2 separate regions of the Mus musculus genome follow, and region 2 is linked to region 1. A link is a loop called in an ENCODE intact Hi-C map of the cell type or tissue named here. Cell type or tissue: heart. All regions are shown on one strand.

The links. Peaks named below come from ENCODE experiments on the same cell type or tissue, not always from the same donor. Only the 100,000 strongest peaks of a DNase experiment are listed, where the experiment ranks them.
Region 2: it touches region 1 in a loop (6-fold over the local background); 1 of 42 quality-filtered maps calls a loop at or near these places.

What each region holds. Positions count from the first base shown.
Region 1 is chr11:44,127,716-44,130,215 of GRCm38, forward strand. All of the region lies in intron 6 of Gm12153 (a long non-coding RNA gene), which reads left to right. Among named protein-coding and RNA genes, the nearest start is that of Gm12153, 170 kb to the left of the region's middle. In heart, no CTCF peak of the experiment used is centred here; a DNase peak (open chromatin) is centred at 966.
Region 2 is chr11:44,688,323-44,690,822 of GRCm38, forward strand. The region is part of intron 6 of Ebf1 (early B cell factor 1); the gene reads left to right. Among named protein-coding and RNA genes, the nearest start is that of Ebf1, 71 kb to the left of the region's middle. In heart, no CTCF peak of the experiment used is centred here; DNase peaks (open chromatin) are centred at 1,449 and 1,739.

The DNA of each region.
Region 1 (2,500 bases):
AATCTGAGTTTACTGTTTGACTATGAACTTCACAATGTCTTCTAAGCTCTTTGTTCAGTTGAATTTAATCCTGCCATCAGAGGCCAAGAGAATGGAAAACTCGGCAAGCTTGCATGCATGCTCCACTAGGGAGGAGCTATGGTCTAATAGGAGATAGAAAGAAGCCTTTTGGGACAGTCAGAGCTGGAGAGATGGTTCTGTGGATAGAATGCATGAGGACTCAGGTCCCCAGCACTGAAAAAAAAGCCAGGCATGGCAATCGATGCATGCCATCCAGTATTGAGTGTGGCAGAGGTAGGAGGATCAGTCACAGCTGCCTGGTTTTGATTTTGTCAAATCAGTGATCTCAAGGCTCAGTGAGAGACTCTGTCTCAAAAAAATAAGGAGGAAACCTGCCATCAGCCTCTGGCTTCCAAATGGGCCATGGGCACACACACATACACACACGTACAGACATATTCATACTCACATATATACATACATACACACATATATACACACATACATATACACACATATACAGACATATACACATGTATACATATAAACATACATACACATAAGCACATATACATACATAGAGATATACACATGTATGCAAATAAACATACACACGTACAAACATACACACATACACATAAGCACATACATATATGTACAAACATATACACAAATACAGACAGTTGTATAAAATAAAAAAAAAGACAAAAAGAAATGGCTGGTGTTGACAGGAGTTTCTCAAAACCTTCTAGTAGCACAGAGTGTGCCATGGAGAATGGTGTTGACCTCAGGGTGTTGGAATCCACCCTTCAAGTGTTCCCTGGCCCCAGTGCTGTGTAAAGCAAGAGCAGACTAGGTGGAGGACTCTAGCAGCTATTTCTCTAGAAAACCATCCCAGATTTGTGGGAGGAGGTCAGGGAACAAGCATGGGGCGGGTTCGCTTCAGGGAACTGGCCTGCCCCACAGCAGACAACACTAGCACTGCGGACACATTATTCTCTAGCCAACTTGGAGCCAGGCACAGAATTTGAACTTGAAGCTGGCTGGCCTTGGACCAACCACCGAAGCTGCTGTGTCCTCAGGCCGGCACCACCAGGGGCCATCGGGAGCTCTTCCTGTGTGGGAGCAGTGGTATAGGCAGAGTCTTGTTCTTGTTTTTCTTTGAAAAGAAATAATTCCAAAGTCTACCCCAAGTCAAAAGCTAGATCTAATCTTTTTTTATTACTATTATTTCTTTCTGGTAACCATCTAGAGGCGAAGGATTAGAAGCACGAAATATCAACTGTGCAATTTTAACTGTTTTCAAAGGAAGATAAAATAAATGTCAAGTCCAACAAGGTCACTTGCCCCTTCAGCAAATAATTGTCTCCACAAACCTCTTTTGATGTGTTGAAACTGAAGCAGATTGTTAATGTCCTTCACTGAGAGGACTCGGGGTTCTGCAACATTATATGGTTTAGAGTCCAAAGCAAGACCCCAGGCATTAGTCACCCTTTCTGGCTAATCATCCAAAAATAGGGAAGGCCTTTCCAGTTGTCCTTTGTAGAAGGGTGACAGAGGTGCCATCTATGGCCACCTCATAGGCTCATTCTGGCACAGCCTCTATTTTCTCTTTTATGCTTTGGGAGAAGGAAGAACCTTGAATTAAAGGTTAAGAAAACCAGACTATTTCCAGCTTGTGTTTAATTGGGACCCTTTAGCTCAGATCAAAATGAAACACAGAGTTTATTATAGGGGCACAGGAAAAGAATTCCCAAATCAAAGCACAAGAGCGACACACCTTCTTGTGTGGACTCAAAGATGGAAAGCCAGTGGAAGCCAAGGCTGACATCTGAACCTACTGCATTGTCTGGTGACTGTGCCTGTCTCCAGTAGGCTTATCATCCTCTTTCATTCAAGTTGATCATTGACTGTGCTAAAGATGGCTGCTCAACAACCCTCAGGTCCAGAGAAACACAAAAGACAATTCTAGGTTCTCTGTAGAGAAATAAGGAGAGGTGAAGTGTATTGTTGATCTCTGTCAACTACAAAACAATGATAAAGTCTAAACATGGCTGTCAGGACCTGCAGATGAGTTGTGCCAGGGTACCCAGGAATGGGGTTTAAGATGTGAGTAGATGCCTCCCAAACACACCTACTTTAGAGTCCTGCTTGTGCCCAATACATTCTAGGAAGTTTGCTCTGTAGTCAAGAAATAGACAATTGTGCATCATCACAGAGATGTTTGCACATCCGTGTTTGTAGCTGTAATTTACACAGCTGCCAAGACAGGGAGTCTGCCTTGATGCCTACCAACAGACGAGTAGGTAGGGGAGATGTGGATAATAGATTTTATCCAACCAATGAACAAATAAAGATAAAATTATGCTGTTTGCAGAATATGGACCTGGAGAGCATCCAGTTAAGTAAATTGGGCCAGATTCAAACGGACGGAAGTCATGTTTTTGTTTGTATGCAGGATCTAGGTGTGTGTATGGGTGTGTGTGTGAGAGAGTGTGTG
Region 2 (2,500 bases), 560 kb after region 1:
TTAGACAGTAGCCGCCAAAGATAATGCCTCTCATGTATTATTCCAGGATTCTGATTTTCCCCCCTTTATTTATTTGTTTTTCTTTTTGGCAAAACAGACTGCTGAAGATTTTCTTTTCACAGAACCCTGGCTGAGTTCCGTGAAGTTAGAGAGCCCTGGGTTCCCACTCTGTGTGTCAGATATTTTGAGAGTGCTTTATTTGGGTGATAGAGTAATTCTTGTGACTGATTGCTGTTTTCCTTGCCCAGTCCTCATCAAGTTCCAGCGTCTATGTTTCTGTCAGTCCATCTGTGTTTCTGTCTCCAACCCCACCCCTGCCCCCTAACATCCACTAGTCTCAGCCTCACTTTCTTTTTGATACTCTGTACCTGTTCTTGCCTCAGAAACTTACTGTTTCTTCTTTTAGGGATTTCCCTATAGAACAGTCTTGGCTTGCTCATTCTGGTTCACCCTGCCCCTGCTCCCGCTCCCCACAAATAACTTCTTCTTGGAGAAGCCTTTAAAATTTCCCCCTCTCTCTGTCTCTTTCTGTCTCTTTTTGCCTCTTTCTCTATTCTCTCCCCTGTCTCGTGTGTGTGTGGGGGGGGGGGTGGGTGGGTGTGTGTGTACATGTGCCTTGGCATATATGTAGAAAACAGAAGATAACATTGGAGAGTATATTTTCTCCTTCTGTTTTTACATGGGTTCTGGGGTTTGAACTCAGGTCACCAGATTTGCTAGACAAGCATCTATACTTCTGAGCCATCTTTCCAGCCAAGAGAATCCTTTCTTGTTAACTCCTCCTTCTGCCCATCCAACCAGCCCTTTATTTATCTTTTAACAGATGTTTATCTCATTCACAGCAGATGCCAGGCACTGTTCTTGACGCAGGGATACAGCAGTGAGTGAAACTGATGAGGTCTCTGTGCCTACGTGAAATATCTAATTCTCGCTCGTTACATTCTTGACTAATGATATATATCCTCACTGCCACCTGCAGAATGGCAGTTCCATCTCTCGCTCTGCCATTCCCCGCCAGCTTCACATTCCCCACAACAATGTGTGCAGACTGAATAGAGACCACTCCTTTCCCTCAGGACCGTATCACCGTGCTTTTTTGAAGTCTTCGTAGCCTGTCTTCAGAACCTTAGACTTAGTCAAATAGTCTCTGTGCGTTGGGTTTTTCTCTTTCTGCCTTGTCACCAGGTTCCAGGAGAGAATGAAATGAAGGGCAATCCTCTCTCCCTCATCCATGGCCCACGCTTCCCTCTTCCCGTTGGGTCACTCAGTAGGCTTGACCCAGAGGACTTCTGTCAGAAGTCCTGCACAGATCTAGCCCAGCTCCCATTAGTGTTAATGAGGATGATGTTCCCTCAACTAGAGCCAGCTGGGAGTTTCAGACCTTATCTCCACACTTCAAATAGAAAAACTGAGGAAAGTAGGGAGCAGTTGCACAGAGTTCCGACTTCAACCTGTTTTTAATAATAGAAACTCGCGTTTGCCAAGCCCATGTCATTTCCTCCCCCACCCCAGCCCTGTAGGCTCTATTAGGAAAGGGAATGGACTAAAAGTTCGTTCTTTCAAAGGAGAGTAAACAGAAGGTCCATATGAACTGGGAACCTTGGACATGACAATCTTGCTTACACTATGACAAACTCAGGAGTTTCAGAGCCCCACATGGAGGGCGGTCAGCTGGGGTCTACAGTGCTGGGCAACTGTTGTGAGAAAGCTGGAAGCTTTAGGAACAGAAGGTCAGTACTCCTTTTAGCCCATCAGGTATTTTTTGAGTGCCTGCCAGATGCTAGGCACAGTGCTGAGTTATTGGAAAGTCACCATGACAAAGAGCTGACATTTTGGGACAGTCAAATCTGAGGGTCACCTGGGTGTGAGTCATCCCGGTCAAATGAAGAATCCAGGCTCAGCAAGAAGCAGTTGCTGGGGGCAGGTGGTGGAGAATTTGTTTGTACAACAAGATCTCTTTGGGTTTCTTCTCCTCCTAAGGTATGGGAAACAGACATGGAGGTGTGAGAAAGAACAACAGGAAGTCACGAGTGAGCATGGACTATTGAATGAGGTTCTGGGAAAGCCTATGTCAGGGCAAGCCTAAACCGGTCTGCAAATGAGCTGTGTTCTGGAAGGCTGAACAAGTGGTTTTGCAGCGGTGGCTTAAATAGAGGTGGGAATTTTATCTAGGAAACAATGGGGCCCCCGGCCTGGTCGAGGATAAAGCAGAGATGAATGAGAAGAGAAATGTAACTCTTCTCTGAAAGTGTTTGAGTCTTCATTTATAAACCACCATGTTGTCCATGCATCTACCAATAATAAGCAATGACAGAGGCGAGTCTTCATTTATAAACCACCATGTTGTCCATGCATCTACCAATAATAAGCAATGACAGAGGCGAGTCTTCATTTATAAACCACCATGTTGTCCATGCATCTACCAATAATAAGCAATGACAGAAGCGAGTCAAATGAGAAAAAAAAAGTCAGGCCACATAGACAGTGACCCTGCTGGCCC